Linked DNA regions of Homo sapiens: region 2 is linked to region 1. A link is an interaction called in ENCODE POLR2A ChIA-PET data of the cell type or tissue named here. Cell type or tissue: Panc1. All regions are shown on one strand. Links, peaks and the distances in the headings refer to the core of each region. The heading gives the core; the rest is flanking DNA.

Region 1 (11,772 bases), core at 1,848-9,847:
TGCTGAAGAGTCCAAGGGAGGACACACACACACACACACACACCCATGCACACACACCCCCACACACACCCCACTCCACCCCACACTAAACACACATCTATCACATGATGTAGAATCGGTCCATTCTAAATGCTCTGTGGGTGAGTTTGCCCTGGCATGTGGGCTCGAGGGATGAGTGGAATTTTAGTTGTAGAGAAGTGAGCCGTGCAGGGTGTTTCAAGCTGAACCTGAGCAATGTCATGGATGCACTTTTGGTCTGGCCTGGGAAGGAAGATGCTTCTGGTAACAATGTGTAAGGGAAGGATTGGACGCTGGAGACTTGAGGCTGACTGAGAGATTCTGCAGGGGGCCAAGGTGGCTCAGGAGGCCTGAACTTGGAAGTGGTGGTGGGATGAGAAGTCAGGAACAGATCCTGAGGAGTGCGGGGTAGGGGAGTGAAGTAGGTGGGAGGTGGCAATGGATGGGTGGGTGGGAGAAGGTCAGAGGCGACCCTCAGACTTCCTGAAAGGGCCGATTGGGAGAAAGGTGAAGACTTTATTTAGGCAAGATAGGGGGTTCAGGCAGAGAGTAAACTTGAAAGGAAGATAAGTTTGCTTGTAAAGATGTTGAATCTGAGATCATTAAAGCTCCAGTGTAGATGCCCAGCACCAAGTGAGAAACTCGAGATTAGCATTCTGGAAGAGAGGCCAGGGCTGGAGGTGAGAATGGCAGTGTGATGGTTGGAACCATGGGGGTGGCTGAGGTGACCTGGAGAGAAAGTGGACAGAAGAGAAGCAGGGCAAGGCCCAGGTTTAGGGAATGCCCCGAGGCATGGGTAGGAGATGGTGCAGGCCGGAAGGGCAGGGAGGAAGGTCGAGAGGAGATGGTCACCCAGCAGGGCTGGGTCCTGTCTTGAGCTAGCTGAAAATAATGGAAAATGAGGAGGCTGTCGGATCTGACAGCTGATGTTCTCTCTGAGAGGCTGGTCTCAAGAAAACTCTCCACAAAGTGACTGGGGCAGAATCCAAATTGCAAGAGGTTAAGGAGAGGTAGAATAAGGCAGTCGGGGTGGACCGTCACCCCTGAGAGGTTTGGCAAGGAGAAGTGAGAAGGCATGGACATCTGAAGAAGCAGGTTAAAGAGAAGGAATTTTTAGTTAGGGAGGAAGATAGAGAGGACAGTACATTGATAAGGCGAATTCTGGAAAAGATGGCAGGTCCTAGGATCCATAGCAGGGAGAGAAGTTTGACTGAGACTTAAGGGAAGTTAGGGAACAGATAGGGAGTCGTGGTGTGAAAGAAGTCCGACTCGTGTGGAAATGTTTAATCCGTGAGGGTCACTCTTCCAGCCACCTTAATCCTGGGGGATGGAATTTTTGACCCGTGGACACAGATTTTGTGGTTATTTATTTCTGCTGTATCCTAACGATATGAGGATGAGAGGCTTACACCTCAGCTCCAAGAGCTTCCCATAGCTTCTTGTGGCCATTTCCAGAACTAAGGGGAGCTCTGGCATTCTAGATAGGCTTTCTCTAGCGTCAAGTATTAAAGCCAGGTAAAATGTCTCATCTAGGAAACGACAGTAGGAGCCTGAGCTGGAAATAGCAATTATTTTCCCTTCATCACCATCCAGGGGAAGAACTATGCTTTGCCCTCGCCCCTGCCTCTCTCTAGATCTGAATTTTTGGATCTGGATATGGATGATGGGCAGAAAAGTGAGGATGGGTTCAGGGAACATGGAGTATATGACTTCAACCCCATGCCACGTTTATTGGGTGCCAAAGGTTTCACTCCAGGCCTTCCCCATCTAAGTGCTAACAGACACAAGAGGAACAGGTTTCCTGTCTTCATGGAACTTATGTGGGACTAACAGCCTGTCCTATGCTAGTGGGCAAGACAAGAATTCCCTGGGAAATGCATATGAATGAGTTGTGTGGTTGAGGAAGGAGAGGCAAAGTCAATGTTGGTTAGAGTGGCTGAGAAAGGTTCAGGGAGGACATGAGTGAGACTTCGAATGGTGGGTGGATTGGATAGATGGGTAAGACATGGAATAGCATCTTGGGTGGATGGCCAATATGCTGGAAGCAATGTGGTGTGTCCATGAGACAGTAAGACTGGCAGACTACAGGAGAGTGTATCTGGGGGTGGATGGTAATCAGGTAGGACAAACCTGAAATGTGGAGGGTTTTAAATATCAGGCTGAGTAGTGTGGGCTTTTTCCTGAGAGTGGCTGAGAGCTACTAGAAGTTAAAGAGAAGGGATCACATGAGGAGATCGGTGTTTTGGAAAGAGACCTGCCTCTCCCTTCTCCTTCAGTTTGGCTATAAAGAGCCAACTGCCTCATGTAAGATGCATTGGTCCTGCCCTCTGCCCCTGTGAGACACATACAAGGTGGCAGTTCCTTCTCCCTGTTTTTCCTGAGTCAGGAAACTTTCTCCCAGCAGCTTGGATGTATTCCTTCAAACTGTACAGAAGGAAGGTTATTGTAAAGTTTGAGGAGGAAAATCTGTTATTCAGTGTTTCTCCTTTTTTCTCTTCTTCTTGACTTTGGTCTCTTCCCCTTAGCCTCTAAGGATCTTGGTGACATTCCTTTTTGGATTTTCTCTGTTCCCGCGATGATTTTAATGAAACCATCACCACCCACAGAAAAGAACCCAGAGTCAGGCTGGAGGTAGAGAGGTCAACTTCATTACAGTCTTTCTTTCCTTTTCTGCAGGGAGATGGTGTATGTGTTAGATAAATGTACCACCACTTCACCAAATAACTACCCATCACAGAAATCCTTGAAGAAATCCTAAAATAACAATAATAGAATATGTATAATAGGCTGGGCATGGTCGCTCATGCCTATAATCCCAACACTTTGGGAGGCTGAGGTGGGTGGATCATTTGAGGTCAGGAGTTCAAAACCAGCCTGGCCAACATGGTGAAACCTTATTGCAGCTAAAAATACAAAAATTAGCCGGGTGTGATGGTATGTGCTTGTAATCCCAGCTAATCAGGAGGCTGAGGCAGGAGAATTCTTGAACCCGGAGGCGGAGGTTGCAGTGAGCTGAGATCACGCCACTGAACTCCAGCCTGGGCAATGGAGTGAGACTCCGTCTCAAAAACAAAACAGAAACCACTAGTAGAATATGTACCATGCTTGTAGGATGCAAGGTCTCATGGGGAAGAGGGTGGAGAGCAGAAAAAAGAAACAGATTTTAACGTCAGGCTGACAAGAGTTTATTGTACACATCAGTGGTTAGAATAATTACTTAAAATTTTTCTTTTTTTATTTTATTATTATTATACTTTAAGTTTTAGGGTACATGTGCACAATGTGCAGGTTAGTTACATATGTATACATGTGCCATGCTGGTGTACTGCACCCATTAACTCGTCATTTAGCATTAGGTATATCTCCTAATGCTATCCCTCCCCTCCCCCCACCCCACAACAGTCCCCAGAGTGTGAGAAATTTTTTTTTTTGTAGAACAGGGGTCTCTCTGTGTTGCACAGGCTGGTCTTGAACTCCTGGCCTCAAGTGATCCTTTCACCTAAGCCTCCCAAAGCAATGGGCCTATAGGTGTGAGCCACCACACCTGGCCGAAATAACTTTTTTAAATTATAAAAAAAGGCTTTATTTCTATTGAATACATATTTACAGTCTTTACATATTTACATATTTAACAGGAATAAAGCCTTTTTTTATAATTAAATAAATTATATTGCCAGGGCCCCAAAAGAGCCACCTTGTTTTACAGGTCCCTGGGGCATTTGGCAGGAGGCAGTGGAAGTGCACCCATCTCCTGGCCTGCTCACTTCGAGTTTCCCTTGAGGAGTTTTGTGTGTCTTTGCCCTGATCTCTCCATTTTACATTTTGGGTTTGGTGTTGGCCTCCCCACAGGGCTGTGTGGTGGGTGAAGCTGCTACTCAGCTTCATCTTTTCACTGGGTTCGAAACAGGCTTTTCTGAATAAGCAAAATGCATGACGAGTAGCTTTGGAGTCTGTGGCGGTAAGCGGAGGCCCAGAAACCTGATTCTCAGTTTTCCTACCCAGCTAGAATCTTCTCATGGGAAGTTGAGAATGCTGATTGTCACATTGTTCCACAGAGTGAAATCTGGCCACCATGCGGCCTCTCATCCTGATAACAAGCTTTTCATTAGACTTTTAGACTCACTGCAGAGCTCAGAGGCTTTGAAGCCCTGGTGAGGACCTAGAAGTGACTGCTGGGGACTGTGTTGATCATGTGACTGGTCTCATGACCAGAGCCCCCAGTCACAGACCTGCTTTCCTCCCAGGGCCCCACACCCCACTTCCTTTTTATTCCAGGTCTTCTTTCCCCCTTGGCTTTTGTACTTGCCACCAAGGCCCATGTTTGGTGCAGAGCTGAAAGCAAACCTTTTTGTGACTACATTAATGTCCATGGTAATATTAAAGATTATCCCCTGATTGGAAAAGGTGGATGTTGTTCTAATACTTAGGAACATGCCTCCAAATAAGATGAAATGCTCTAGTGTAGCTGACAGTGACTGCATCGTCCTTTCAAAGAGTCCATGCTCTACCTGGGAGGGCCTGTGTAGGTGAAGAGGGGGCGCACCCCACTGGCTGGCCTGGCCCTCCTGGCTGCCCACATTCTGCTTGGCTCTGGTCCGGAGGTTTTATGGGGGATCTGGAGAGCTCTGGTCTGGCTGACGCTGTTGCCCTCTCTGCCTCTTAATGGCGCTCTGACCTTCTATTGTTTTTGGCCAAAATATGAGTGAAAATCCATTTTATTTATTTAGCCAGGACAGATAAGGACTAACAAACAAAACCAAACCAGAGTGGAAATGGCAACCCGAGGCTCCCCAGCAAAAGCAAAGAATTGGAGGGACAGAGAACAGGCTCTGCTCTTCACTCAGGGTGGACTGGTTGGCATCTCTATGTGGGTGGCATCTCTAGCTCTTTCTTTTGTTCCGGCTCTGATTACCTCCCTCCCTAGGTGACATCCCTGCAGGTGCCATCTTCACCTGAAGGCCCTTGGCTCCAACCTGCCTCTGTTCCCAGGAGCTTTCTGGAAGTTACTTCCTGTTTCACAGCCCCTCTCTTACTTTGAGGTTCCCATTTCCAGACTGAAAGGACAGACTACCTCTGCTGACCACCCCAATTTCCAGCAAGCTTTTTAAAATGGATTAGCACCTAGGGATTCTTGCAGGCAGGTGGAATTTATCCCCAGATTCTTTAATTGGATGTAGTTTTTTTTTACATTGGAAGAAATTGAGAATATTAACACTCTTGCACACATCTTCCTAGACAGGGTGAATGGAAAGCAGCCCTTTGACAGAAGAAAGACAGAGACCAGTTTCCAGTGAGCTCCTGAGGGTATGTCAACTCCATGTAGATTTATTTTCAATTTCCAAGCAGCTAAGATTCTAGTGGACGTCAGTTTGTGCTGGCTTTATTTTCACAAATGCTCCATTGGGTGCCACATGCGAATGTGGCTGTTGGCCGCAGGTTAGGTGGCACACGCTCATTTTGTGGGCAAGTTCTGGAAAAGTGGTTAGCATAGGGTTTTGCAACGTAGTGATCTACTTTATAGATTTATATGTAAGTACCCAGATTGGTGGTAGGTGAATTTGGTGGAATCATTTTCTACCAGCATCCTAAAATCATATTTAGAATTGTATTTTAGCAAAATGAATGTAGTCTGGCTGGATATAAAACAAAAATTTCCAGTTGGGGGTGAAAGTGAAGGGAAGGGCTATTTAGAGGGAGTGTCCCCAGCCGGTGGGGACCTGGCTCCCTGGGGGTTGTGGATGGGGGTATAAGAGGCTCGATTTTGCCCATCTCTGCTAATGATGTGGAGCTCCAGTAAACAGCAAGTTAATGGACTTCCCAGATATGTGAATTTCAACAGCTGTTGCAAACAACAGTGAGCACAGAAAAAAAAATATATGAAGGAAGAGAGAAAGGAAGAGGAAAGAGAGGAAGAGAGGGGGAGGGGTGTCAGCAATGGAAGTAGGAAACAACAAGGATGAGGTCCAGTTTTTAAAATCCAGATTCTTGTATCTGGGCCTGATTGCAAATGCCATGTATCCTAGGAAGCCATCTGGAAAAACAGCCAATCTGAGAATGCCCTGAGGGTGGCCAAGGACAGACTTGTGGAGGGAGTTGTCTGGATTTCCTAGGGCTTGGTGTGCCTTTAGAGGGGAGTAGAACAGACTTTTGATATAGAAAGTACATGTGGTTACCCTCCCTTTTGGGAGAATTAACATCCATGGACTTAGAAATTCACCATCAGTAGTAGGTTAAAATTTATGTATTGCCAAGGAGTGGTAAGAGATTACATCTTGTCATCTTGTTTTAAGACTCTTTATAAACTAGCCCCTAGTTTTTATTTTTTCTAGCTTCGTCTATTTCTATTTTTAATAGACGCCTTATACCTCAGGCAGGTGGGGTGGTTTGCTGTTCCCATAATATATTTTTTTCCTTCTGCTTGGAAGCTCTGCCTTGTGCCCCCAACTCCCTCCTGTCCTCCTCCCTGTCTGCTGTTCGTCCTTAGCAGGCAAAGGAGGGGCTCCCCCTAATCCCCAGAGGTGTCACTCCCTGCAGGGCCCAGCAGCCTTTTGCACGGACCTCTGCTGGGACACTGACCCCACTGCCTTCTTGTTATGTGTGTCTTTGTCTGTAGCTTCTCAGAGTTAAGATGCTGAAATATTGCAGTGAAGTAGGCCTTTTTCTTTCTCTGTCTCTCAAGTGACTCAAATTGTTTCGCTGACTTGATCAGAGCTCAGTAAAGGTTGGCTGAGTCAGAGTGAATGAGTTAACCATGAGTTACAAAGTGAAGGAATAGCCAGATTGCTTCCTCTGTGACACCACACAGAGCCCGTCTGTGTGGTTGAGGGGCCGCTGGTGAAGGATGAGGGGCACCAGCCCCCATGCTGTGTGGGTCACTGTAGACATGGCTCTGCTGTCATCTGTACAGAGGCCAAACTTGTTTTAGCCTTAATAACTGTTTAAAGCTGACTCCCAAGGAAACCAGTCTTGTTTTTTTATGGTCCTGGAGGATTTCAGAAGCAGATCTGGAGATGTGTGTGCACAGGGTAAGGTGGTAAAGGTATACAGTTGGGTCCTTAGAGAGCAGTGGCTTAGAGGAGACTGTGCTGTTGCTGTGGGCTGATGCGGGAGGTGTGATTCTCTTGGAATCCCGGAAGGCACCAGTGTGGATGCCGCCGCTTGTGTCTGATGAGTGGAGAAATGGGTGCTCGTTTTGCACACTGATGAGATCAAGGAAGTGTGGGGAGCTGAGGGGTGCAGGGGGTAGCAGGTGGGGTGATAGCTCTCTGGTTTTCCTGTGATTTCTAGGTGTAAATTGGGCTGTTGAGGGGAGGCAGTGGCCAGGCCCAGCCCACCAGTGGAAGGCAGAAGGCACGAGCCACAAGATGAACGGGGGCAGTTAACTAACCAGGCCGCCTGGGGTTGAGGATGAAATGGGTACCTGAGTTTTCCTTTTAAGTAGCAGAGGGCTAACATCTGAGGCCCTGCCGGGAGCCAGGGTCTCGGTGGAGAGGTGAGAACACACCTGGGAGCAATATAGAGAGGTCTTTTTTCTTTGCAGCACTCGAAGTCTGATGGCAAAGAGAGACATCTATGAAGTAACCCCCAAAGAAATGGAAAACTAAGGGTGGTGAGGAGGGCAGTGAGGGAGACATAGATGGTAAGCAGAGGTCCTGGGTAGGGGTTTTTGAGCTGGTCTAGGAGGTCAGAGAGGGCTCCTTGGTCGGTATGCTTGAGCTGAGAGGCCAAGGAGGACAGGATTGGTTCGGTGAGGAAGGGAGAGAAGTCTGAAGCAGAAGGAACAGTAGAAGCAGCCCGGCACTGTCATTCTTTGATGTAATAAATTTCCTCCAGATATTCAAGTCTGTGCTTCTGCTTGACTGAGGATCATCTAGGAAATGAAACTAAACTTGGCTTCGACCTAGACCTTGTGTGACCTTGAGGTCATCACCCTCTCACAGGTGGGTGCTATGAGTTGAAGTGTGTCCCAGCAGAAAAAGACATTGAAATCTTAATCCCCCCGTACTTCAGAATGTGACCTTATTTGGAAGCAGGGTCTTTGCAGATGTAATCAAGTTAAGATGAAGTCACTGGGGTAGGCTCGGATCCAATATGACTGGTGTCCTTATAAGAAGGGGAAATTCAGATGCAGAGGCAGATGCAGGGAGAGGGCGGCCCCGTGAGGACAGACACAGAGATAGGAGCTGTGCTCCCGTAAACCAAGGAATGCCTGGGGCTCCCAGAAGCTGGCGGAAGCAAGGAAGGACCCTCCTTTAGATGCCTTGGAGGGAGTGTGGCCTTGCTAACACCTTGATTTTGGACTTCTGACCTTAACAACTTGGAAGGAAGGCATTTCCATTGTTTTAAGCCACCTGGTTAGTGGTTCCTTTTTGTGGCAGCCCTAGGAAACTAAGACAGTAGAGGAAGGAAGGACAAAGAAGGATTGTGTTGAAGATGAAGTAGAATATATTTATACCTAGAACAAGGCCAGGAACATAATAGGTGCTCAATGAACAGTATCTACTCTTGTCTCATTGGGTAGAAAACGGGCACATTTTATTTTTCTATGTGTGTGATGGGGTAGGGTTTGTTTTTTGTGTGTTTTTGGAAAAATTGGAAGTACTCAAAGGTTAAATTGGGATGCTACCTATCTATCTATTGATTGATCCACCTATCTATCTGTCTATCAAATTTGCAGTCACCCTAGAGAATCCTTTACTTACCTGTGCTGAAAAAAATGCTCCCATCAGTTACCCTATGATGAGGTCTCCAGCCCTTTCATCAGAAGACAGAGCTTTAAAATGCAGGTGGGTAACAGTGACCTGAAGACATACTAACAGGTAAATGATAGATCTCCAGATTCTTCTTTGAGGGCAGTTTTGATTTTGATACCAAGGTGGGAGAGCACAGAGCTTACCAAGGCAATAAAGGCCTGAAGTACAGAGGAGGGCACCCCACATGAGATAATGCAGTGAAGAAAACTTGTTTTGCCCACCTCCTAGGTTCACCCAGGCATGGCCCCAGATGGAAACAGAATTTTTCCTGGTGCTCCAGGCTGCTTCCCATTCCCATGTAAATTCTAGTCTGATAAAGCCTCACCTATTACACAGGTGTTTTAGAAAACATCTGGATTCTTAGAGACACCGACGAGTCTAGATTATTTTTTTCCTTCTTCTCTTAGTATCTGAAATTTAGGACTCACCGTCACAACACAAATACAAAGATGGGCCAGGCGCGGTGGCTCACACCTGTAATCTGAGAATTTTGGGAGGCTGAGGCGGATCACCTGACGTCAGGAGTTTGAGACCAGCCTGACCAACATGGTGAAACCTCTTCTCTACTCAAAATACAAAAATTAGCCGGACTTGGTGGCACGTGTCTGTAATCCTAGCTACTCAGGGGGCTGAGGCAGGAGAATCACTTGAACCTGGGAGGCAGAGGTTGCAGTGAGCTGAGATCGCACCACTGCACTCCAGCCTGGGTGACAGAGCGAGACTGTCTCAAAAAACAACGACAACAACAAAAAACAATACAAAGATGACTTATGCACTTGAAAATGGGAGTCCTCCGCTCAGATACAGATGTGGAAATCTACCTGGTTTTAGTAGCTGGTAAGGAGGCTTTAGTGTTGGGCAGCCCGGAATACTAGTCCCAGCTCTTGGGCAAGCTATTAGCCTTTCTGCACCTGTGAAATGGGGATGATCATGCCTACCCACTACAATCAGTTTTCATAGTGATGATCAGCTGAGAGAGCATCTGTAAACTGCCTAGTCTATTGTGTGTGTTATAGAAGGCGCTCGGTCAGCATGGTCAGTTTTACTTGCATGTGTTTATCCTGAGCGGTGGACTTTATGCCTCCTGAAGGCTGATTGTTGGGATTACTTCAAGCATCCAGTTCTGTACCTGGTTCCATAAACATTTGTTGAATAACTATTGATTGAGATTTAGTCACTGTTTTACCATAGTGATATCTAAATCACTATTATATAGTAGAACCCTTCTTTTTTTTCCCCCAAAATAAAGCTCTAGGGGTACCCCAGCATATAAAGTGAATCTAAGAAGAGCTTCTGCTATTGCAAGCAGGACACGAACCACCTCTCTTTTCCATTTCTTTCCTTCACTGTTCCTCAGACATACCCTACAAGGAGCCATTTGAACACCTTACTCTGGGAGTAGAAGGGCTAAAAGCTCTGCTAGAACTGAAGTTTGAAAAGAGTCATTCCACAGAAAGACTTCTGGGCTTAGTGTTCCGGAGATCAGCTGCTAAGGCCATAGCTAACAGCCTCGGCAGATAACAGCCTTTCCTATTATCAAGTTTTCTTGAGAAAGCCTTTTTTCCCCCCCCGTCAGGAAGTCAGTCCTTATTCCTAACTAAAAGTTGTAAAATTTAGCTGTCCTTAGTAAAGGTGGAACACATGGTCCTCAGCTTCTGTTTTATTTATTTTTTTTTTTTGTATTTCTGATGGCTGTTGTTATGTCACTCCTACCTGAGTTAGAGGCCACAGTGCTGTTTGCTTTCCTCCTATATTTTATTCTCTAGCCCTTAAAGGAATAATCAAAACTCCTTGGGCTGGGTGTGGTGGCTCACATCTGTATTCCTAGCACTTTGGGAGCCTGAGGCAGGAGGATCACTTGAGGCCAGGAGTTCAAGATCAGACTGGTCAACATAGTAAGACCCCCATCTCTAAAAATAATTTGAAAAATGTAGCCAGACATGGTGGCATGTACTTGTAGTCCCAGCTACTCGGGAGGCCAAAGTGGGAGGATTGTTTGAACCCCTAAGTTTGAGGCTGCAGTGAGCTGTGATCACAACACTGCACTCTAGCCTGGGTGACAGAGTGAGACCTTGTCTCTAAAAAAAAAAGAATAAAGAAAAGAAAAGAAAAAAAAAGGAAGCTCATTGACGGTAGAGGCACCTTTTTTTTGGAGTCTCCAGAGAACCTTGCACTTGAAGGACAAACATGGGCTCTCTGCATGGAACTGATTCTTCTTTGGATTTTCCTTTATTGTCCTAAATAGACATCATCATTTGTTCTTGTGAAGGTTCTTTCCTAGAACATTTCTTTTGTTTTGGTTTTTAAAAGACAATAATTGGGCTTCTGTCACATTCTTTGGAAAACTATCTTTAACTATGCAGCCTGTTCACTCATAACAAAAAAATTCCTATTCTCTCATCCATATGCTCACAGAAGATAAAGCTAAAATAGCTTGTTTTATATTACTGGTATTGAAATGACAAATATGTCTCCAAATAGCAAATGGGTAGAGTAATGCAGATTTAAATTTCACCTGGGTTAGGAGGCATTATTTCTGACAACACTGTTATTTCACCCATTCATCTATCCATTAACCAAACATTCATTGAGCATTTACTTAGTGCCAGGCCCAGAGACACATGGGCGATGCATAGCTGAATAGAAAAGGGTCAAGGAAGGCATGGCAGGGAGCAGCATATAGTGGAATTATTAGCATTTTACCTCCATTTACTCCTTTCATTGTTTTTAGGATTAAACACAGGAAAAAGAATCTATATGTGCTTCTTCAAGGTAGTATATCTCAAGGAAACTATTGGCTTAGTATGTTGGGGTTGGTTTTTCTGGTTTGTAGATTGTTCATTTTTCATTTCTTCTCTTGTCCCCTGAATATTCTGTACCTTCTGTGTCCCTCCCTCTATGTCCCTGTCCAGGGACTGGGCAATCAGAGAGGGACAGAGAAAGGGGTGAACCTGTAGCTTTGCTTTTTGTTAGCTACTCCAGGTAAAGACTAGTTCAGAAC
Region 2 (11,772 bases), core at 1,730-9,729, 66 kb before region 1:
TAAAGCCTTATATTCCCTGTGGTAAGCTGAACCTTTTTCTCTTAAAAGCTTAGCTTCTGCTCACTGGGTAATTTCTTATAAATATTTGGAGGGAAAGGGAGACTCTGGCTTTGTTCCTAGTTATGCCACCCCTGAAAGCTAATGGCCCAGTTCAAACAGGGTGAGTATACCTTTTCCAGGATAATGTGTCCTACAGGCTGAGGGAGGGTGGATTGGGGGAATGGGGGAACTAGAATAGGAAAAGTAAATAGAGCAGCCTCCTTTTTCAAATAAACTTTTGGCTCACACCTGCACTGGTCACTAGGCCTGGGTAGAAACGAGCCCGAAAGCCCGAGATAGGCAAATACTCTCGTTATCTTTTCATCTCTGAGTGATCAGTGGTCCCGAGGTAACCTAGGAGCCCAGGTCTCCAGCGAGCCATGTGAAAGCTCTGTGTCATTTCATACACAGGGTGGTATTTCTTTCTTAAACAATCACTCCAGACTCATTTCATCAGAGTTAGTTCCTCCTTTCCAGGGACTCTGAAGATATTTTTCTGCTGTCTATGGGGAAAGAATGATGGAGAAGCCTGAACCCAAAGGTTCCCTCATTCATCCTTTGCCTTCAACCTTAAACCTTTTCTAAGGAGGCAGAAATTCCTAGCGTGAAAAACATGGGATTTGGAACCCAATAGAGCACCAGGAATCCTATTTCCATCACTTACAAGATGTGTGAATATAGGCACATTATGTCCTTCTGGGGCCAGTTTTCACATATATAAAACAGAATACTACGACTACTTACTTCATGAGATTCTTGTGAGGATTGGATGAGATTGTGTATGTAAAACATCTAACATGGGTCCGGGGTCATGACACTTGCACAACAAATATTATTTCCTTTGCTTCCACCTTCTACTCCTAGCTCTGCCAGAATCTCCAACTATGTCAGTTACCTGAGCAGATTCACCTAGAGGAGTGAATCTACCAAATGTCCCGTTCTTATGGAAGCCTAAAAGCTCATAGAGAGACATTCCTGAGTTTTACTCCCAGGAAGGAGAAATGTTTGTACTGAACAATCCACTGTACTGTTTATCTGGCTTTTGTGTGTCCAAGGGCATGCATTTGAAGACAATTGACCAAGATGAGGGGCACTATCTCTAGCTAGGACCAGGATAAAATGTGTGGTGAGGAGAACTTATGAATTTGTGTTTAGCTATGGAGCAAGGCACAGGCTAACCGGCCCTCTTACAGTCAAAGTTGGGATGCTAAAGAAAGACTCCAAGCAAACTTGCAGAGTCCACGAGCTCCTCTTTCTGACCCCCAGACTCCCCTTTTTGGATCTTTATTTCTTTTAAGCCCTCAGCAAGCCCATGCCCTCTGAATTAGCTTCCCATGGCTGCTGCAACAAATTAACACACAATGGGAGATTTCAAGAAACAGAAATTTGTTCTCTCACAATTCTAGAGCCCAGAAGTCCAAAGTCAAGGTGTCAGCTGGGCCTTCCCCCTTCCAGAGGCTGAAGGGGAGAAACCTTCCTTGCCTCTTCCAGCTTGTGGTGGCTGTCTGCATTCCCTAGCTTCCGTGGCTTGTGACCTCATCACTCCACTCTCTGCCTCTGTCTTCAAGTCACTTTCTCTTCTGTGTCTGCATCAATGTCTATTTCACTCTTATAAGGATACTTGCCATTCAATTTAGGGCCTACCTGGATAATCCAGGATGATTTCTTCATCTCAAGATCTTTAACTTAATTATATTTGTAAAGATTCTTTTTCCAAATAATAGTCACAGTTCCAAGGATTAGGTTCCAGAGATTAAGACATGGACATATCTTTTTGAAGGCACTGTGCAAGCCACTATACCACCTAAACCTTTTTATCTTTAATTAATTTTTTTTTTTGAGACAGGATATTGCTTTGTTGCCCAGGCTGGAGTGCAGTGGTACAATTACAGCTCACTGCAGCCTCAACCTTCTGGGCTCAAAAGATCCTCCCACCCCAGCCTCCAGAGTAGTTGGGACTACAGGTATGCACCACCATGCCTGACTAATTTTTTTATTTTTTGTAGAGGAAAGGTCTCACTGTGTTACCCAGGCTAGTCTCAAACTCCTGGCCTCAAGTGACCCTCCTGCCTCAGCCTTCCAAAGTTCTGGGATTACAGGTGTCAGCCACCATACCTGGCCTAACCCCTATTAGGGAGCTGACCAACTAATTCTGGCAATGTGAGTCCATGTATTACTCTTCCCAGGGGTATTTGCACTAGAAATATCACAATAACCTAAAAGAAAAGGGCAATTATTAATTCAAAAGGAAAAATAGTCGCCAATAGTGCCATTTTAGGCATAGCAAGGAACTTTTTCTTTTTATCATTTTCTTCTCATCAGTGAGAAAACTTTTCCTGGAAAGCTCTCTCCAGAAAACTCTCCAACTCTCACTTCTCACTGTATAGTTTTGTATCATATGCTCATTCCTAAACTACTCTTAGGCACGGGGGATGCATTATACCTCCTATGACTGGCTTAGAGCCTTAGACTGACCAGGAATTCACTCCAGCAGCTGAGAAAGTAGGGAGGACCCAGCCTCTGAGAAACATATAACTTCCCATCAATAATAGAACAAAACAAGGGAGTAGAGATTGGTGAGTGGTTTTTGGAAGGCAATCACCAGTGTCTGCACTCCATGTAAGTTATTTCCTTTCCCACTGGCCATTGGGTTGATCCTGCTATGTAGGCTGCTTCACCACATGGAACATACCTTGTTGGGAGCACTTGACTGAAAGGCATAAAAAAATTGGACATTTCTGATGTGCAATCGTGATACTTCTGAAATGCAAGAGTCTGTGGGAGAAGGCATTTTTCAATATTCTTTCAAAAGACACCTACCTAATCATCAGAGAAATAGCCAAGGATGTCCACTCAGTATTTTTAAACTACTGAGGTTTTAGGCCAGGCACAGTGGCTCATGCCTGTAATCCCAGCACTTCGGAAGGCCGAGGTGGAAGGATGGCTTGAGCTCAGGAGTTTGAGGCTAAAGTGAGCTATGATCGTGTCACTGCACTCCAGTCAGGGCAACAGAGTGAGACCCCAATCTCTAACAAACAAACATACAAAACCGAGGTTTCAAAGCACCAGGAAGAAAGTTCTTTTCAAAACTCAGAATGTCTCCTTAGAAAAATGTTTGCCTACTCAAATATCGCCTGAAGATGGGTTCTCAAAAATTTAGAGGAATAAGTGTCAAGATATCTGGATTTAAATCAGCCTGGAGACTATATAGGGAAATTAGCCATATCTAACTCAGCCTGATTCTGAACCTGTGACCTGTAGGTAAAGGCTGAAACTTTTCCCTCCAGAGAAAATGTGAAAGCAGCAGTTTTCTTTGGGCAGCCCCTGCTTTTGAGTTAGCCAGGAACCCACCTCTCACTGGCACTACACTCAGGAGGCTTACACGTGCATTTGATACTCTACCAGTTTTATTCTATGAGTTACTGCCTTAGATTATTCTTTTCTTGTTATTACCCTTGTCTTTCAAGTCTACCTCAGGTTTCTTCAAAGCACAAAGGCTCTGGGCATCTTACCCACTGAGCAGCACTGATAAGAGTATAGGTTTGGGCACTGGAGCATTGGGAGAAAAACTATTGCTTCATTATGCAGTTGTACTGTAATGAGATGTATCTTATCTTACTCACGCCATTATACCAGAGACCTGCAATTGGCTGGCAACCTACCAGCCATGTCTGGCCTGCAATAATTTTTAACTTTTAAATTAGTTGCATTCAATAGATACTGGGGACTGCTAGAGCAGAGCAAGGGTTGAAAAACTAACTATTGGCTACTATGCTCACTACCTAGGTGATGGGATCAATCATACCCCAAACCTTAACATCATGCAGTATACCCGTGCAACAAACCTGCACATGTACTCCCTGAATCTAAAATAAAAGTTGAAATTATGTTTTTTAAAAATAAAAAAATTAGTTGCATATTAAACATTTAAAAATTTTAAAACAAAAAGAGGAAGGTTTGGATTTGAATATTTGTCCAATCCTTCCCACTCTCTCCTCTCCTTCCAGGACTCCAGTTACTTGTATATTAGGATGCTTAAGTTGTTCCACAGCTCATTGATGACCTTTTTATTGAAATCTTTTTTTCTCTCTGTGTTTCATTTTGGATCATTTCTATTGCTGTATTCAAATTCACTGAATCTTTTCTTCTGTAATGTCTATGCCATTAATCTCATCCAATGTGTTTTTCTTCCCAGATATTGTAGTGAATATCTCTAGATTTTTTACTTAGGTCTTTTAAATATATTTTGTCTCTATTTAGCCTTTTGAACATTTGTAATTCAGTTATAATAACTTTTAATGCCCTTGTCTGCTAATTCTAACATCTGTGCCAGTTCTAGGTCAGTTTCAATAGATTGATCTTTCTCCTTATTATGGGACATATTTTCTTGCTTCTTTGCATAATGTTAATTTTTGGTTGGATGCTGACATTGTGAATTTTAACTTGCAACACAATGGACATTTTTGTATTCCCTTGAATATTCATGAGCCTTATTCTGGGGCATGGTTAAATTACTTGGAAATAGTTTGGTCCTTTTAGGTCTAGTTTTTTAAATTGTTAGGTACAGCTAGATCAGTGCTCAGTCTAGAGCTGATTATTCCCCACCACGAATGCAAGACCTTTCTAAATCTTCTAATCAATGCCTGTGAATCCTGAAGTTTCCTATTCTGGCTGGTGGAAAGAGATACTATTCTTGGCCCTGTGGGAGCAGCATACACTATTCTCTCTAATCCTGTCCCGTAGTTCTTTCCCAGGCTTCAGGTAGTCCCCCCAACTCCAACCCCCCATCCCATGCACTCATCAGTACACAGATGAATACTTGAGGGAACCCTCTTCACTTATACAGAGGAGCCCCTCTATGTGCTTCTCACCTCTCTAGCGCTGTGTCATGAGGCTCTAGCATTGTGGTCTCCCCAGACTGTCAGCTCCGTCTCCTCAACTCAGCAATCTCCCAGGCTCTGCCTGGAGTCCCCCTCACTGCATCATAGCCTAGAAACCCTCTCAATGCATTAAGCTGAGTCACAGGACTCACCTTGTTTTCTATCTCTTCACTGTTGCCTGACATTAGCATCTAGAAAAATCATTGTTTCACATATTTTGCCTTTTTTATGTTTGTTTCAGAGAGTAAACCCTATCTCTGTTAGTCTATCTTATTTAGAAGTGAAAGTTTTTCTCATTCTTTTAAAATTTCATTTTAATTTTTATTTTGCATGTAAAATAAATAGTACATGTATGGTAGTACCTGTAAAAAAAGTTATTAAGAATTAAATCTACATAGGCTGGGGGCATCCAGTTCTGGAAGATGGAGTAAGCAGCTAGGAACCTAAACAGAATGCTTAGAGAAGCCATCCAAAGGCTCTGAAAAGTAAATGATAACAGACATACAAGGGAAAGAAACCAAAATTTGAAGTACTAATGAGTTGGTGGCGATTTTTATTTTTTTCTCTTCCATGTCTCCCAGCCTGGACTCAAACAAAGACCAAGAACTGTGGGCCCTGAGAAAAGCTTTTCTTTCTGGTCTGAAGAGCAGGAAGAGGGCCCCTGCGGGATACAGAGATTTGGAGGGAATCTCCTCCCTCATTTTAACTTTCTCTCCCATCTCAGCCCCAGGTGAGCCCCAGATACAAAATCACAATCGTGTGATGGCAGTGGCTGCCAACAGACACATAAAACCCAGAGAGAGAGGAATGCTTCTCTCTAATCATTGGAACTGTGATCCTAAAAATGTAGAGCAAATCCCAGGTGCTTTTTTCTCTATTTATCCTCCTGCTGCTTTTCCCCGGAGGTAGACTTAGTTGTAGGAAACAAATTGGAGAGCAAAGAGACTAAAGCCCTAGATTTCCATCAGAAGACCAGGAAGGGAGATGTGTTTAATATATATTTAAGATAACTGAAATAATACCAGGTTTACCGAATAATACCAAATGGAATTAAAGTAGCGCTCAACAACAGAAAGACATCTGAAAAATCCCCCAAAACTTAGACATCTAAATAATGCTTATAAATAACCTATAGATCAAAGAGGAAATATCAAGGGAAATTATAAAGTATTTTGAACTAAATGAAAATGATGTAACTAAAGCAATGCTTAGAGGGAAAGTTTTAGCACTAAATGCTTAAATGAGAAAATAAGAATAGAAAGAAAACTATAGACTGATAATCTGTCATGGTATAGATGCAAAAATTCTTTTAAAAATGTAGCAAATCTGGCCAGACACAGTGGCTCATACCTGTAATCCTAGCACTTTGGGAGGCCAAGGTGGGTGGATCACTTGAGCTCAGGAGTTCAAGAGCAGCCTGGGGAACACGGTGAAACACCGTCTGTACAAAAAATTATCCGGGCCTGGTGGTGCACACCTGTAGTCCTAGCTACCCAGAAGGCTGAGGTGGGAGGATCACCTAAGCCCGGAAGTTCAAGGCTGCAATGAGCCATGATCACGCCACTGCACTCTAGCCTAGATGAATAGAGTAAGACACTGAAAAAAAAAAAAGAAAAAGAAAGAAAGAAAAATTAGCAAGTCAAATACAGCAATATATAAAAACAATAATAAAAACCAAGTGGAATTAATTTTTGGAAGACAAGGCTGGTTCAACATTTTAAAATCAGTCACTGTAATCCACCATATTAATGTCTGAAGAAAAAAATGTTTGTACAAAAAGGTACAGAAAAAGCATTTGACAAATTTCAACATACATTCATGACAATAGTTTTTTTGGTATAATTATGTCTCATGGAATGTTTTGGACATAATTATGCTAAAAATTATTCCTTGTTTATCTGAAATTCAAATTTAGCTGGATAGCATGTATATTGTCTGGGAACCATATAAGATCCAAAATGATTTTATAGACTTGATGAATAAGAATCAAAATATTAGCAGGATTTTTTAAAACATAAGCAAGCTGATTCTAAAATGTATATGAAAAGGCAAAGGACATAGAATAAACAAAACAATTTGAAAAAGAAGAATAGAGTTAGCTCACCCTAACCATTTTAAAACTTAGTCTAAAGCGAAGTATAATAATTTTAAGACCCTGTGGTATTGATGAAACTATACACACAATGATCAATGGAACAAAATAGGCAATCCAGGAATAGATCCACAAAAATATGATCAATTGATTTTTGAAGATAGATTTTTTTATTGAGATAAAATTGACATAAAATACATCATTTTAACCATTTTAAAGTACAAAATTGACAATTTTTGAAAAAGGTATTAAGGCAATTCAATGGATAAAGGATAATCTTTTCAACAAATGGAACAACTGAACATCCATATGCAAAAAAATGAACCTTAAGCTATATATCAGAGTATAATCTATAGAAAAATTAACCTCAAATGGATCATAGATCTAAATGCAAAACTAGAAACTAACATGTTTATTTTAAAACATATGTTTTTGATAATGTTTAGCTATGACATCAAAATCCAATTCATAAAAGCAAAAAAAGATAAATTAGACTTAATCAAAATTAATTTTTTTTTGGCTAAAAACATTGTTAAGTATTTAAGAATTAAAAGAACAAGCTGTAAACTGGGATCAAATATTAGCAAATTGTATATCCAACACAGGATTTGTATCCAGAATATGTAAATAACTTTCAAAACAATAATAAGAAAACAACAATACAATTTTAAAAATAGGCAAAATATGCGAATGAACATTTCAACAAAGAAGTTACGCAGATGGCAGATAAAGATATGAAAAGTTGCTCAAAATCATTAGCCATTAGGGAAATGAAAATTCAGACCACAATAAGGTACTACTCCACACCTATTCGAATGACTATAATTCAAACACCGCCCTCACCACCAACACCAAACGAGAACACCAAGTACTAGTGAGGAAGCAGAGCAGCTGCAAGAAATTCTCCCACATTGCTGGTGGAAATGCAAAATGCAGACACTCTGAAATCTGTGTGGCAGATTCTTATAAAGTTTAACATGTACTTACAATATAACCCTGCCATCCCACTCCTAGATGTTTGCCCTAGAGAAATGAAAACTTGATGCTTACAGAAAAACTTGTACATGAATGTCTATAGCAGCTTTATTCATAATCAACCAAAACTGGAAATGCATTAAATGCCCCTCAATGACTGAATGGCGAAGTAAATTGTAATGCATTCATTCAATGAATCATACTCAGCAACAAAAAGGAACAAAGTATTGATATGATCAATGACATGGATGAAGCTCAAAGACATTTTGCTAAGTTTAGTCTCAAAGGTTTCTGAAAGAAACAAGTCTCAAAGGTTACCTATGGTACAATTCCATTTATAAGATATTCTGGAAAAGGTAATACTACAGAGATGATGAACTAATCAGTGGTTGCCAGAGGTTAGGTGCTGGAGACAGAGTTTCACTACAAACTGGTAACATGAGAGAATTTGGGGAGGAGGTAATGGAACTGTTCTGTATTGATTGGTGCTTGCACAGATCTATATATATTAAAGCTCAGAGAACTGTACACACACAAAAATTAATTTTACTCTTTGTAAATAAAAGAAAAAGATGATGCAAAAGATGTTTGGTCTTTGGATGCCTTTGGTAACAAAAAGAGAAAAACAAAGTTTGGAACTGGGACAGGCTCCTTATTTTACAATTGGAGAAACTTCAGCCAAAGAATGAAAGTAACTTAATCAAGGTCAAAAGAATTAACAAGCAAATACAGGAGTAGATTTTCTTTCTGGAAATATTTCTCATCCCTGTCCCTGACCCAGGCCCATTCTGGCAAGTTTAACTTAGCGTCTATTTTTCTTTAGGGAATATTCTAAGTTCAGAGTTTCTGTGGAAGACAGAACAGAATCATGTGCAAATTAAAACAAAAGAAATATAAATGCTATATATATAAATATGCTCACATGCATATAAAAGCGATATGGTTTGGCTGTGTCCCCACCGAATCTCATTTTAGATTCCCATGTGTTGTAGGAGGGACCCAGTGGGAGGTAATTGAATCATGGGGGCAGGTCTTTCCCATGCTGTTCTCATGATAGTGAATAAGTCTCACAAGATATGATGGTTATAAAAAGGGGAGTTTCAGTCAGGCGCGGTGGCTCATGCCTGTAATCCCAGCACTTTGGGAGGCCAAAGCGGGTGGATCACTTGAGGTCAGGAGTTTGGGACCAGGCTGATCAACATAGAGAAACCCTGTTTCTACTAAAAAATACAAAATTAGCCAGGCATGGTGGCGCATGCCTGTAATCCCAGCTAGTTGGGAGGCTGGGGCAGGAGAATCGCTTGAACCCAGGAGGCAGAGGTTGCGGTGAGCCGAGATTGTGCCATTGCACTCTAGCCTGGGCAATAAGAGCAAAACTCTGTCTCAAAAAAAAAAAAAAAGAAGAAGAAGAAGGGTGGGGGCAGTTTCATTGCACAAATGCTCCTCTCTTTGCCTGCCGCCCATCCATGTAAGATACAACTTGCTCCTCCTTGCCTTTGCCATGATGGTAGGGCTTCCCCAGCCACATGAAACTGTAAGTCCAATTAAACCTCTTTCTTTTGTAAATTTCCCAGTCCCGGGTATGTCTTTATCAGCAGTGTGAAAACGGACTAATACAAAAAGATACATGTGTATCTCCTGTTTTGCAGATTGTGAAGTTGGCACGAGCCCAGCTCATAATGGATAGACCTATGGCTGACTATGAGAAAAGGTGTCTGAAGGATGGCCCAGATAGCAAAACAAATAAGCCAGTAAGCAAACAAATGGGGGAGCCCTGGAGTTGGACCGCCTGTCTATAAATCCAGGCTCTGCTACCTACTCGATGTGGGATGATCCTGTGGACATTGCTTAGTTTTTTACCACCTTACTGGGTTCATTTATAAAAGGTATCCTAATGTAAAGTACTACAGGAGATTAAAACAAAAAACTCACCAGCAACTATAGTAGTATGCCAGTACTTTCTCATCATGGATTACATAAGATGATAGTATGTGACAAAAATGTGCATCTTAGAATTGGAGAAATATGGTAATATATATTTCGTTTGGCTTTTCTGATGATTAAAGAGTTGTTAAGGCCAGGTGCAGTGGCTTGCATCTGTGATCCTGGCACCTCAGGAGGCCGAGGTGGGAAGATAGCTTGAGCCTAGGAGTTCAAGACCAGCCTGGGAAACATAATGAAAGCCTGTCTCTATCAAAAATATATATATATTATTATTTTTTAATTAACCAGGCATGGTGGTGTTGGTTCCACGTACTCAGGAGGCTGAAGTGGGAGGATCACTTAAACATGGGAGGTCGAGGCTACAGTGAGCTGTGATTGCACCACTGCCCTCCAGTCTGGGTGACAGAATGAGATTCTGTTTCAAAAAAAAAAAATTGTTAAGGCCGGGTGTGGTGACTCATGCCTGTAATCCCAGCACTCTGGGAGACCAAGGCAGGTGGATCACCTGAGGTCAGGAGTTTGAGACCAGCCTGGCCAACATGGCAAAACCCCGTCTCTACTAAAAAAAACAAAAATTAGCTGGGCGTGGCGGCTCACACCTGTAATCCCAGCACTTTGGGAGGCCGAGGCGGGTGGATCACCTGAGGTCAGGAGTTTGAGACTAGCCTGGCCAACATGGTGAAACCCCATCTCTACTAAAAATACAAAAATTTGCTGGGTGTAGTGGCATACACCTGTAATCCCAGCTACTTGGCAGGCTAAGACAGGAGAATCACTTGAACCTGGGAGGAGGAGGTTTCAGTGAGCTGAGACCTCACCACTGCACTCCAGCCTGGGCAAAAAGAGGGAAACTTTGTCTCAAAAAAAAAGTTAAATATTGATTTCTGGCACATAGTTCTCAACCAATAGTTGTTAGCTTTTATCACCGTTGTTACTACTACTACCATTTTAAGAAATGAATAACAAAACTTGTAATAAGTTGTAAAATGCTCCTCACACTCTGCCCTCCTACTGCATATCTTACCCACTTTGCTGTTGAATTTTCAAGCCCTGGTTCCTGCAAACATGAATGTATGGATGTCACCAGAAAAAAAACAAGAGAAACATTGACCACTTCTCAGTTCTTGTTAGAGGAAAACCACAATGACACATTAAATGTTGTGGCAGCAGGGTCAGTTCTGGCATGCACATGATGGTTCTCACAGGATGACTGAATTGGGGCAGGAACTGAGCGATGTTTACCTGGGTCGCTGTGCAGCGCACCAGCTGGAGCAGCAGCCTTTGCCTGGCGGGGTGTGGGGGCTTCCTTGGAGACTCAGATTCCAGGGAATTATAAAACACACTCACCGGCTCATTTCACACATAAAGTGGACAAGGTTGGTCATAGGAGGGAAGCCTTGTCTGGGGATCTGGATCAATCCTTCACTGAAGGACAGGGGATGAGGGCCATGTCCAGGGTGATAAGAACATGGACCTACGCTGCGGCTCTGGGTCTGCCACTTGCCAGCCCTGGCACTTCAGGCATGTGGCTCAAGGTCATTTCAGTCTCACTTTCTTCTCTGTGGAAACAGAGAAAAATAACTACTCCTTTACCGCACTGAGAGATACATACCTTAGGGTTCCAGTGGGTCAAATGGCTGGAAAACCATGGCTGCAAAGGGAAAGGCACTTAACCACATTGTTTCCCTATATTTCATTTATATCATCATTCAAGTTCTTTGACTCTTTCCATGCAGTTCTACATCTCGCTGTCAGAAGGAACAGTGTATAGGGGGATACCCAGATCTGGTCCTGGAGCCAAACTTAGTGGGACGCTGGGTGCAGGGCAAATCCCTTTGTGTG

What was found. Peaks named below come from ENCODE experiments on the same cell type or tissue, not always from the same donor. Only the 100,000 strongest peaks of a DNase experiment are listed, where the experiment ranks them.
Region 2: POLR2A ChIA-PET joins it to region 1 with 5 read pairs; 3 of 35 experiments call an interaction of 5 or more read pairs at or near these places.

Annotation. Positions count from the first base shown.
Region 1 is chr2:45,692,688-45,704,459 of GRCh38, forward strand. All of the region lies in intron 1 of PRKCE (protein kinase C epsilon), which reads left to right. Among named protein-coding and RNA genes, the nearest start is that of PRKCE-AS1, 23 kb to the left of the region's middle. RefSeq lists enhancers at 3,115-3,194, 7,771-7,820. In Panc1, for the core only: no CTCF peak of the experiment used is centred there; a DNase peak (open chromatin) is centred at 6,734.
Region 2 is chr2:45,626,547-45,638,318 of GRCh38, forward strand. No RefSeq gene overlaps it. Among named protein-coding and RNA genes, the nearest start is that of PRKCE, 19 kb to the right of the region's middle. In Panc1, for the core only: no CTCF peak of the experiment used is centred there; no DNase peak of the experiment used is centred there; H3K27me3 peaks cover 1,429 bases.